4 separate regions of the Homo sapiens genome follow, and all the other regions are linked to region 3. A link is a contact called in ENCODE Hi-C or POLR2A ChIA-PET data. All regions are on one chromosome and are shown on one strand. Each heading gives the region's core, a stretch centred on a gene start or an enhancer-like site at or near the end of the contact. The rest is flanking DNA. Distances are from core to core; before and after follow the strand shown. Region 1 overlaps MAP1B (microtubule associated protein 1B). Region 2 has its middle 42 kb from the start of MIR4803. Region 3 has its middle 64 kb from the start of CARTPT. Region 4 overlaps MAP1B (microtubule associated protein 1B).

The links. Hi-C counts contacts between places; a loop is a spot of excess contacts on that map. ChIA-PET counts read pairs that join two places held with the same protein, here RNA polymerase II (POLR2A). Pooled maps may share reads with other maps.
Region 1: a pooled map shows a loop between it and region 3 (2.7-fold over the local background). The contact joins two enhancer-like sites. A Hi-C loop is called at or near these places in 1 of 37 single-sample maps with no recorded cell type and 1 of 50 pooled maps. POLR2A ChIA-PET finds 5 or more read pairs at or near these places in 2 of 52 experiments (Panc1 and SK-N-SH).
Region 2: a map of prostate gland shows a loop between it and region 3 (4-fold over the local background). The contact joins two enhancer-like sites. A Hi-C loop is called at or near these places in 2 of 168 maps with a recorded cell type or tissue (ascending aorta and prostate gland) and 4 of 50 pooled maps.
Region 4: a loop to region 3 is called in a map of posterior cingulate gyrus, with 2.8 times the contacts of the local background. The contact joins two enhancer-like sites. A Hi-C loop is called at or near these places in 2 of 168 maps with a recorded cell type or tissue (dorsolateral prefrontal cortex and posterior cingulate gyrus), 2 of 37 single-sample maps with no recorded cell type and 9 of 50 pooled maps.

What each region holds. Positions count from the first base shown.
Region 1 is chr5:72,149,928-72,152,717 of GRCh38, forward strand. All of the region lies in intron 2 of MAP1B (microtubule associated protein 1B), which reads left to right. Among named protein-coding and RNA genes, the nearest start is that of MIR4803, 18 kb to the right of the region's middle. Within about 2 kb of position 1,399, at least 4 of the 41 ENCODE cell types and tissues checked have a DNase peak (open chromatin) inside an H3K27ac peak, as active enhancers do.
Region 2 is chr5:72,209,862-72,212,765 of GRCh38, forward strand. No RefSeq gene overlaps it. Among named protein-coding and RNA genes, the nearest start is that of MIR4803, 42 kb to the left of the region's middle. Within about 2 kb of position 1,566, at least 15 of the 41 ENCODE cell types and tissues checked have a DNase peak (open chromatin) inside an H3K27ac peak, as active enhancers do; they include ascending aorta and prostate gland, where a contact is called at or near this core.
Region 3 is chr5:71,781,454-71,784,449 of GRCh38, forward strand. No RefSeq gene overlaps it. Among named protein-coding and RNA genes, the nearest start is that of CARTPT, 64 kb to the left of the region's middle. Within about 2 kb of position 1,663, at least 10 of the 41 ENCODE cell types and tissues checked have a DNase peak (open chromatin) inside an H3K27ac peak, as active enhancers do; they include ascending aorta and prostate gland, where a contact is called at or near this core.
Region 4 is chr5:72,184,541-72,187,249 of GRCh38, forward strand. It overlaps MAP1B (microtubule associated protein 1B), which reads left to right. Exons shown (of 7, transcript NM_005909.5): 4 at 2,074-2,214. Among named protein-coding and RNA genes, the nearest start is that of MIR4803, 16 kb to the left of the region's middle. Within about 2 kb of position 1,444, at least 3 of the 41 ENCODE cell types and tissues checked have a DNase peak (open chromatin) inside an H3K27ac peak, as active enhancers do.

The DNA.
Region 1 (2,790 bases), core at 149-2,648, 370 kb after region 3:
ACTGGGAGGAAAATCCTTAGCAGGATTAAGTTTATTTTAGGATTTGGCTGTGTGTATGTGTCTGAGTGGGTATATCATGTGGGATCTCATTTTCCAGAATAAGAGCTAGGCCTAGGCCATTTCCGCATCTTTTACATACCTAGGTTTTTACCCATTTTTTGAAATTGGGCTGATATTAAGTCCCATTTAGCTTTTACAAAAATAAATATGTTGACTTGGTGTGCAATATAAACAGAATGGCCCATTTAAAACAGCACCATAGTTTCCTAGGTCTTGATATCTGCTATTTTTACTTTATTAGATATGAATTACTGACTCAGAATCCATTTAATATTTTATACCGTTATTACTCAGAAAACCTAATTTGCATTCTTGTCTCTCATGTTTTAAATTTTTCTCTGGTGGTAACTGGCATGTATTAATATTTTAAGCATCACCGACTGGCTGCAAGCCGAAATGACCCCAAACATTCTGGAACTACCTGTTCTGCCTAATTTGCCAGTGAGGGATAACTTAAGCCCAGAGAGGGCTGCATATAGGACAGATTTTTTCCTTAAGCACCCATAACTTTCTTTTTTAACTTTTATTTTAAGTTCAGGGTACAAATGCAGGTTTGTTACATAGGTAAATGTGTGTCATGGGGGTTTGTTGTACAGATTATTTCATCACCCAGGTGTTAAGCCTAGTACCCATTAGTTATTTTTCCTGATCCTCTGCCTCCTCCCACCCTCCACCCTCCGATAGGCCCCAGTGCGTGTTGTTCCCCTCGATGTGTCCATGTATTTTCATCATTTAGCTCCCACTTGTAAGTGAGAACATACAGTATTTGGTGTTCTGTTCCTGCATTAGTTTGCTAAGGATAATGGCCTCCAGCTCCATCCATGTCCCTGCAAAGGACATGATCTCACTCTTTTTTATGAAGCAGCCATAATTTTCTTGCATCCTAATAGTGCAGCAGTTGGTGTCTGGGTAGGTCAGCTGTGGAGGTGATGCACAGCAGAGTTAGCGGGCAGCTGTTGAGTGCCATGTTTACAAAGCTTTGGATAAATGGGGGTGTCTTGGTCCATTTTGTGTTGCTATAAAGGAATACCTGAGGCTGGATTGTTTATGTAAAAAAAGAGGGGGTTTGGCTCATGGATCTGCAGGCTGTACAAGAAGCCTGGCGTTGGCATCTGCTTGGCTTCTGGTGGGGGCTTTTGTGTTTCATCAAGACATGGAGGCAAAGGTCAAAGTGAAAGTGGGCATATTTGAAGAGGGACCAAACAGAAGGAAGAATCTTGCTTTATAACAACCCACTCTCCTGGGAACTAATCCCATCTTGCCAGAACCAGGACAAACTCACTTCATGAGAACAGCACCAAGCCATTCATGAGGGATCTGCCCCCATGACCCAGACCCCTCCCACTAGGCCTCACCTCAGACACCCTCACATTGGGGATCAAATTTCAACATGAGATTTGGCAAGAACAAACAAGTCATGTCCAAAGCATTGCAGTGGGGAAGTCATTGATCATAGAACATAAAGTGAAGAAAACAGGACCAAAATATTGTGTTTCCACTGTGCCCTCAACTATGTAAAAAAATGGCTATGTGGAAAAAGTACTGGAAGGAAACATGGTCAAAGATGAACAAGGATGATTGTCTCTGGGTAAAGTGATTAGACACCTCTGCTTGCTGCTTCTTCATTTGTGGCATCCATATTGTCCACAATGGGTGTGGATTTGTTTTCATAATTTTTTAGAGGGTTTTAAAGAAAAACTGTCTCTGTGAGACTGAAATAGGTGTGGTCCCAAACTGGCAGTGCTGAGCTGGGCTCACCCAGGGGCCAGCCTCTCTCTCTGTGTTTTTTACAGTTCCCTCCCTGTTCTTTAGATAGTAAATAATCATTGTGTCATCACTGGGTTGTGTTTTTAATCACTTTTGACATTTCACAGTGATTCCTTTTTCTAAACACATTTTTATTTTTAGATAACTTTAGATTTACAGACCAGTTGCAGAGATAGTACAGAGAGTTCTTGTTTCCCCTTCACCCTGCTTCCCCTACTGTTAGCAACTTACATAACCGTGCTACTTTTTATCAAAACTAAGAAATTAACATCCTGTTAGTTAAACTACATGGCAGATTTTTTCCTGATCTCTCCAGGTTTTCCACTGAATGTCCTTTTACCATGCCATGATCCAATGCGGTATCCCACATTGTATTTAGATTGTGGTTCTTTCTAAAGGTGCACACCAGAACAGCATTCTAGCAGGGTGTGTTCCTAAATTATCCTATCTATGGATATGTTTTTTTTTACGTAAAAAGTAGATGTTTTTTTCCTCCAGGAGTGGAGAGAGGGACACAGTGAAGCAATTGGCCTCTAGCTCTTTGAAATAAATGGGATTCCTTGTTCTGCAAAACCTGGGGTCGGACCCCGTTCACTCCCCTTCCTACCCTGAGCATTATGTGGACTGACACCAGGTCTGTGAAGGAAAAACTGAAGAATAAAGAAAGCATTTGGAAAATCCCATGGTTGTTTTATTTTATTTTATTTTATTAGACAGAGTCTCACTCTGTCACTCAGGCTGGAGTGCAGTGGCGCAATCTCGGCCCACTGCAACCTCCACCTCCTGGGTTCAAGCAATTCTCCTGCCTCAGCCTCCTGAGTAGCTGGGATTATAGGCACCCGCCAACACGCGCAGCCAGTTTCTGTATTTTTAGTAGAGATGGGGTTTTACTATGTTGGCCAGGATAGTCTTGAACTCCTGACCTCGAGTGATTCACCCAGAATGCTGGGATTACAGGCATGA
Region 2 (2,904 bases), core at 316-2,815, 430 kb after region 3:
CTGGGTGCAGTGCTACATGCCTGTGATCCCAGTACTTTGGGAGGCCAAGGTGGGAGAATCATTTGAGCCCGGAAGTTCAAGGCTGTAGTGAACCATGATTGTGCCACTGCACTCCAACCTGGGCAACAGAGAGAGACTCTGTCTCTAAAAAAAAAAAAAAAAAAAAAGAAAGAAAAGATAGACCAGACCAGAACCTGTCATATTCAGCAATTGTGCTCAGTACCTATCTTTTTCTTAGTTCCTTGCTCACTGTTACAGAATATCCTCTATCTAACATAATATGTTGTGGATTTGACTCACACCCAGGAACTAGCAGTTGTTGGGAAAAAGTGATTATATATGTAGCAAAGAATACCTAACAAGAGGAGGATTTCCTCCCTGTCATTCAAATGATTATTACACATTTACCCTGTACCTGGCAGTAGGTTATATTACAAGATATAACCTAACTGCTGCCCTAACTGATTGGGGGAAGACAGACCAGCAGAGGCAATGATACCACATCGTGATGGGGGCTCCTAAAATTCAAGAGCGAGCTTAGGTGACCATAGGAAAAGCACCGCAAATGATGTCTCGGCTGAGCTCTGGAGTGTGTGTGTGTGTGTGTGTGTGTGTGTGTGTGTGTGTGTGTGTGCATTGGTTGGACCAAAAGTAAATTCCAGGCAGAGACAAGAGCTCACACAGGGTCTCAGCAGAGAGCAGGATCAGCATATGTTAAGGAGCACAGACTGCTCACAATGGCAGCATGTAAATGGGGGAGGCCCTGGCACTTCAGTTTCCCACCATGTGGCCACAAAAAACATGCCCATAAGGTTCTTAATAGAGACCTCCAAGACTGGGCCCTGCCTGTCTGCAGAGATGGTCCTTTAGCCTCAAAAGACCCCAGCAGCCTGTCCTGAGTTATTATGATATCCCTCTGTGTGTCATATCCACTCCTTTTGATCTTAACATTTCCCCTCCAAACCATGGGGCTACATTGAATGGTCCTATCAGAAATCACTGCTTGCTAAGAGGGATTCTGAAATCCCTCCAGAAATTAAAGGGTTAAGCATGTGAGCACTCAGGGTGGGAAATCATCACTTACAGATTTTAATTTCATCTATCAGACTCAAATTAAATAGTAAATAAGTTGTTTTCTATTCCACTGCCAAATTGTTCAGTTCCAGGAAGCCTTCCTTCTGGCCTGAAGCCAGGGTGGCCAACTATCTTGGTTTGCTCAGGACTGCCCTGATTTCAGCACTGAAAGTCCTGTGTCCCAGAAAACCCCTCAGTCCCTGGGAACCAGTGAGGGCTAGTCACCCTACCTGAACCCTGCCCTGCTGTTTACATCCCCTTCTCCCCCCATCTAGGCACAATGGAGGGGGAAAAGTTGGCGGCAGCTTTCCTTCAGTTTCTTTTTTCCTATCTTCTGAGAAAATCAACAAAGGTCTGTTGAGGTCCTGTGATCATATTTTCTCTCTCTTCTTAATTGTACCGCTCATTCTGGATGATTTTCTATATCCCTACAATGCTTTTTTTAACACACTCCTGACTCATGAATTCTTGGTCCCTTGCATAATTCCAGAACTATTTCCTCTTTGATCTTGTATTGTATGCCTTGGAAATTCACCGGAGCCATATATGCAGTTTTGGTCACACCTAGTTCGTTTAATATGAGCAGTTCTTCTGGATACTTCTCCAGGGGTTACTGGCAATGTTTTCACAGATGGTGGAGCAGGGCTTCTGAGGTCTGCTTGATTCACAGGGAGATCTCGCCGTACACCAACAGACACAGCTCTATTTCATGGCTCAGATTGTCCCCACTAAAACCAGAAATGCATGCTGCTTTAATGCAGTCTCAGGAATTTAAATGCCATGTGTAAACTGATGATTTTTATAGTTATATCTGCAGCCTGTACATCATCCCTTACCTCCAAATTCATATATCCAGTGCCCATTAAAATCTCCATGTGGATATCCAATAGGAGTCTTTAAAATACCCTAAACCAAATGTAACATGTCCCCAAACAAACCCCTGATCTCCATTTGCAAACTGCTTCTCTCCTAGGCTTTTCTACCTCAGTAAATGGCAAATACATATTCTTGTTGTTCAGGCCAAAAATTTTGGCCCATCAGCAAATCAACTGGCCGGCAAGTACTGCTGGCTTGACCTTCAAAATATATCAGTCTGATACCTTCTCCTCACATTCACGGTTACTACCCTTGTCCAAGTCAATCATTTCTCTCCTGGTTTATTGCAGGAGCATCCTAATTGACCTTCCGGTTTCCTATCTTTGCCCTCCTAGCTTATTCTCCATGTTGCAGCTACAGTAGAGTAATCCTCTAAAAATGTTAAGTCAGATCATGCCACCCATGCTCAAAGCTCTTGAGTAAGTTCTCATCTTAGAGTAAAAGCCAATGTCTTTACTGATGGGCTAAGAAGGCTTACACAATTCATTCCTCCTCTACCCCTTCTCTCCGACTTCATTTCCCACTTCTTTCCACCTTACACATTCTGCTCCAGCCATACTGGCCTCCTTGCTATTCCTCAGGCATTCAGCCTTTCATCTCAAGGCCTTTATGCTATTTCCTTTGCTCAACATGCATTTTCTCCAGGTGATTCCACGGTTTTCAATCTCACCCATGTGGGTTTTTGTTCAAATGTCATTTTCTCAGGAAGGCCTTCCCTAACCACCTTATCTTAAGTTGCAATCTCCACCATTTACCTAGCACTCTCTTTTTCTCTACCTTCCTGGTCTCCATATGACTATTATTTTTGTGATCAAGGTTGGGGCAAAGCCCAGTGTGGTGGCTCACACCTGTAATCCCAGCACTTTGGGAGGCCAAGGCGGGTGGATCACTTGAGGTCAGGAGTTTGAGACCAGCCTCACCAACGTGGTGAAACCTCGTCTCTAGTGAAAATAC
Region 3 (2,996 bases), core at 413-2,912:
CATACCCGGCCGCCCCATACCTGACTGTGTACTGCCTTGTCCTGGTCTCGAATCACTACAAATCACGCTTGGCAAGTTTGTATCGAAAGCAATGTTTGCTTTAGTGGGATCTGGCAAACCCAGGGTCCCCAAAGACCACTAAGCAGTCACCAGCACTGAGTTTTAGAAATGGCTGGCTTGTTTTATTACCAGTTAATAGCATTTGTATTTGTGCTTTTGCAAATAACCATGAGAAATCAGTCATCAGGCATGAATGATATGAGAAAATTAAGGACAAGGTCCTAAAAAATGGGCTGGGGATGAGGACTACGGTTCAGTAACTGGATCAAGCGTGTGAAGACTCAGGGGAAAGAATTTACATGGGGTATATGCTGTTCAAGAAGGACTAAAATTCGGGGCCAGATGCTACTGCATCTCCTCCTCCCCCACCACACACACACATTCGAAGGGCTATGGAGGGCACCTTTTTTCTTTAGGGAAAATTATCCCATTTCATTCATCCTACAAACATGAGGAGTGGCTGTGTTTTCAGAAGTGCCAATGAAAATCCCAAGTCCTGGGTCTCTGAGAGATACTTTCTTATGTGGTTAAGAAGAATCAGGATGCATAAACTTGAATCCTTTCTCTACCATTTATTTGCTCTAAGATCTTGGGCAAGTTATGTAAAGTTCTCTCTGTTTTCTATCTGTTAAATGGAAATAAAAATGATACCAGTTGTATGGGTTGTTGTTGAGATTAAATAAAGAACTGCTGGTAAAGTGCTTTTTACATTATCTGCCAAGCAGAAAGGGCTCAATGCATTTTAAATAAGTAAATATATATCCCTGAGTAAAGCAGGGAGGAACCAGCCCAGCCAATGGCTTCCCTGTTTTCAAAACCACCCTGCTTGTCCTTCCAGAGGAATAAGACCAAATTCCTGGGGATTTTGGTTCACTCCTTGGTCAGCAACCCTGCAGATTTATTTTTTCTAGTCATTTCAGGCTCTGTGTCTAATGATGCCAAGTTACCTGGCTTTATGGTGAGTATGAAGCTGAACGCTAACTGCGGAAACTCCCCGGGCCAGGCAAAGCCTTGGAAAGTGAAAGTGGCTGTGAAGGCAAAGGTGCCACCTGGTCTTTCCCTAGGGAGAGCAAGACCCCAAACTGATCCTTATCATGAGATTCTGGGTACTGAGGTGAACTTGGGCTTGCAGCTTTGCAGTGAGTTTGGAGCCCACCTCTTTGAAGGCAGATTTCATGCATGCTTTCTTTGTGTAAAGTATTTTGAGAAAGTAGATGTATTTGAAGATGTTAATTTGGGCAGAGGACTATCCTCAGGTAATGCTGGGTGCACTTGTGGGAGTGGGGCCAAGCACCAGCTACTGCAGATAAATGTGCTGGCTCTGATCTCTGGTACCTCTGTTGAGTGACAAGCTCTTACAGAAACAAAGGAAGTGGCGGTATAGCAGGGACAGTCCCTTGTGGGGACTGTAAATGGCTGAGACTGCTACCATCTGCTCTTCTCGATTCAAATATTTAACAGGAGGTTGAAAACACAGAAGTTCCCATGAAATTACCAGTTTTTTTCCCCCGAACTTAATTTCTGTCAAGGAGAGGGAGGGGTCCCTTGTGTTAAACGTCTGCTTTTCAGTTTTCGAGACTGCCAGGAGATGGCGCCAGGGCTTGGTTCTTAATGGGTTCCTTGGCGCACCAAAGAAAAGACATGCTCGGCGTGGGGATGGAGGCCTCCGTCTCGGCGTTTCCATGTAACTCGTTTCTCAGGATATCTGAACAGAAACCCTGGCCTTGACATTCCTTGGGTTAAATGGGCTTCTTTTTTCATCTGGCCGGGAATTGAGTTTCTGGTCATGGCGCGCTACATTTTCAGTCATCGATTCTCCTCAGAGGGTCGCACGACTGATGTTGTCTCTGGACATATGCTAATAAGAAACCAGAGAGAGCTTGGAGAGGGATTTTGAATGCATTAGAACTTTCCAGCGTGTTGCATAAAAAATAGAAAGTAGAGGTCATGTTATTTGGGAAATAGTAGACGTGTTGTATCATACCGTTTTTTTTTTTCTTCTTTTCAGACCCTTTTCACTGATCTGTTGCTCTTAGCCCAGAAAACGGTATAGCTGATGCCAGAAATTACAGCACGTTCTGCTAGGAAGTGTTTACACTTCAGGGCTGAACTCCTAGCACGATTAATAAACATCACCACCACAACATAAGAACGACTGAGCATGTGGTACCTATCCGCTCATTTAACCCTTACAGTAATCTGGGATATGTCCTTTATGATGTACTTTTTTCAGGCTAGAAAACTGAAGCTTAGGTTCAATAATTTGCCTAAAGTCATTCAACGTGTGATCAGAAGAGTAGAGATTGAAACTCAGACCATCTGACTCCAGGCCCACAAGGTTGTCCCCGGCACCCTACTAGAACAGCAATTTTGGGGGTAACGGGGCACCCCGGAGGCAGTGCTCAGTGGTTCCAGGTAGCTTGGTGTGCAGAGAGGCACCCAGGTATAGAGATGTGGTAGTCGTTTAGTGTTCACTGTGTCATGTGAGCGCTGTGTCATGTCCTGTGGCTTCTCTCAACACCGTGTGCAGAATCCAAACTTCCCCAGGCCTGCAAGCTCTGAGCTCTGTTCCCCTCTCCTATCCTGCTTGGTCACCCTCCAGGCATCTTTCTCCTTCCAGAACTTGCCAAGCCCATTTCTGCCTCAGGCTCTTTGCACCTGAGCTCTCTTCCCTTAACTCCTCACTGGCTGGCTCTTTTTCCTCAGGGCTCAGCGCAGACAGCCCTTTCTCACCCCATGATGTAAGGAGGCTCCCTCTGCCTCAAGGCCTCCTGACTCCTCACTCTGTTTTATTCCTTTATCGCACTTGTAATGATCTCTAAGTATCTTGTTTGCCTGGGTATCGTCTGTTTTTCTCTCATTGGAATGTAAACTCCATGAGGAGGGGATTGGACAGTCTGGTTCATTGCTGTATTCCTGGAACCTAGAACATGCCA
Region 4 (2,709 bases), core at 194-2,693, 400 kb after region 3:
ACCACCATATGAAACTGTTGCTATGGAGAGTCACTGGGTATTTTGGAGCCCAGTGTGACATAAGAACTTGGTTGAAGCCAAGAGTCCCTGGTCACCCAGGCCAGAGGAGTTGCTATCACTCCACTTTCCACTTCCTTTATTATAGTTGAGCGCTTTTGAGATAGAGTTGCTTCTCGGACATGAAAGCAGCCAAAGTCCCTGGGAACCTTCATTGTTTGCAGCGTCCCTTCTACCCACACTTTGAGCATCTCTGTGACTGTATCCTGTTTTTGTAAATGGAGATATAATTCAAGGACCATAAAATTCATCCCTTTAAAGTGTGTAATTTGGTGGTTTTTAGTGTATTTACAAAGTTTTGCAACCATCACCCTTATCTAATTCTAGAATACGTCTATCACGCCCCAAAAGCCCTGAGCTCATCAGCAGTCGGTCTCCATTCTTCCCCGATGCCGACAACTGCGAACCTGCCTGTCCTGATTTGCCAATTCTGGACATTTCATATAAATATAATGATATACTATGTGGCCTTGCGTGTCTGGCTTATTTTAGCCTAACAGTTTCAAGGTTCATCCATGTCGTAGCATGTGTCAGTACTGCATTCGTTTCCAGGCTGAACAGTGCCAGTGTATGGATAGCCCACATCTGTGTATCCATTCCTCAGTTGACGGACACTTGAGTTGCTTCCACTTTTTGGCTGTTGTGATGTCACCTGTCATGACTGACTTCTGCCTGCTTTAGATCAGCAGGACCTCTGACAATCCATGAAGGTGTGAAGCTGAGGAAAGTGATGGGATAGCAATCTCTGTTACTAACAGAATCGGGAAGTAATTACAGCTTGAAAAAAGCTGGAGAATTACAGCCTGGGCAACATGGTAAAACCCTGTCTCTACCAAAAATACAAAAAATTAGCCGGGCATGGTGTTGCATGCCTGTGGTCCCAGCTACTCAGGAGGCTGAGATGGAGGATTGTTTGAACCCAGGAGGCAGAGGTTGCAGTGAGCCGAGATGGCGCCACTGCACACTGCACTCCAGCCTGAGCAACAGAGTGAGACCCTGTCTCAAAAGGAGAAAAAAAAAAAAAAAAGCTGGAAAATTAATATATGTCCAGGCAAACTGCCCGGAAGAGTTGTGAGAAAGGAAAAATATGGAATTTTATAAAAGGAATCCAGGCTTGCCTGTGGAGCAGATGGGGCTGAAACAATTACTTAGGTACATGTGTTTTTTGCATGATTACACTGTGGGGTTCTTGGGTAAGGGGTCATGGTCTGTTTACTTTTGTATCCTCCCCTCAGTGCCTAACATGATGCCTGGCAAGTAGGATGTGCTGAACATTCATGAACTGGGCTCAGAATGGATACCTTGGTGCTTAGAGTGGTGTTTGCTGAAGGACAGCTGGCTTCCTGCCACTGAAAAGTGCACAGAGAGTTCCTTAGCGCAAACCATGTGCAATTATCTCAAAGATTGCTATTTAGGGGCAGCCTTTTCTTTATATTCAATGTCAAGCACCTTACTGATGCCACTGGAGACTGCCGTGGAGCTGTGTGTGTGCTTGCTGCACGCCTTGGAAGGGCATATGGGAGGGGTTGGTTTGGGACCCTAGTTTGGAACACCGTGCTTACTGAGGAGGCCACTGGGGAACCTGGACTGTACATGGTGATTCAGCCTGTGAGATAGTTCCGTCTTCCCTGGTTTCGCAGACCACGTGCTGCTAGCAGACATTTCTAACAGCTGTGGAACAAATGATTACCAGCTGTGAAGACTGCTTTGAAAAAGAGGAGGAAACTAGGGGGAGAAAGTCAACTATCGCTACTGTCGTGATTGTAGAGAAACTTTGAAAATGGCATTCTTGGGCAAACTGATAACTACACTTATTGGCTTTGTGGATGATCCTACAGCCAGGGATCCATTCAACCCTCCCGTGCTCTTCTGGCCTCCAGGAGAAATTAGACCTTTGGGGAATGAATGCTTTTTGCTGGTAATAAACTCCCATGGCTCCGAAGGCTAGCCCTGTCCTGAAGGTGGGATGGCAGCACTGCCCATGGCTCAGGGCCTACGTTCTGTGCTTTATTTCAGGTGCGCTTAATGATCACTGATGCTGCCCGACACAAGCTGCTCGTGCTGACCGGGCAGTGCTTTGAAAATACCGGAGAGCTCATTCTCCAGTCCGGCTCTTTCTCCTTCCAGAACTTCATAGAGATTTTCACCGATCAAGAGGTAGGTTCGTGTCTGAGAATATCTGTGCTTCTAGTGGCTTGGTTGCCTTAGGTTCCTCTTTGAGAGCACTGGGGGAGACAAAAGAAGAAGGGAGGGAACCTCACAGCTCTCCTGAAATAAGCAAAACTGCATGATCCAAAATACTTTATTTCTATGGCTCATTGCCAAAAGAATTTAGAGCACTCATTTACAATTAATTGGAATCATTCTTAATGTGCCTGAGATATAGATGGGAGGGGTTGGAACAGTCAACACTTTACAGATGGTAAAAATGATGGAGAAACTTGAAATGTCAGAGCCCAAAAGAAAACCTGCGTTTCCTGTTTTCTGAAATAATACTCCAAAGATATCTGGGGCTTTTGGCACCTCGTTTTCCAGGCCTAATTATTTCAGATTTCTTTTACTTTAATGCCTGGCCCCAGTGTTTGAACTTGGGCTGTTTGAACAGCCCACAAAAGAGAGAGGGCTTTACAAAAGGAGCCACGTAGGAAAATG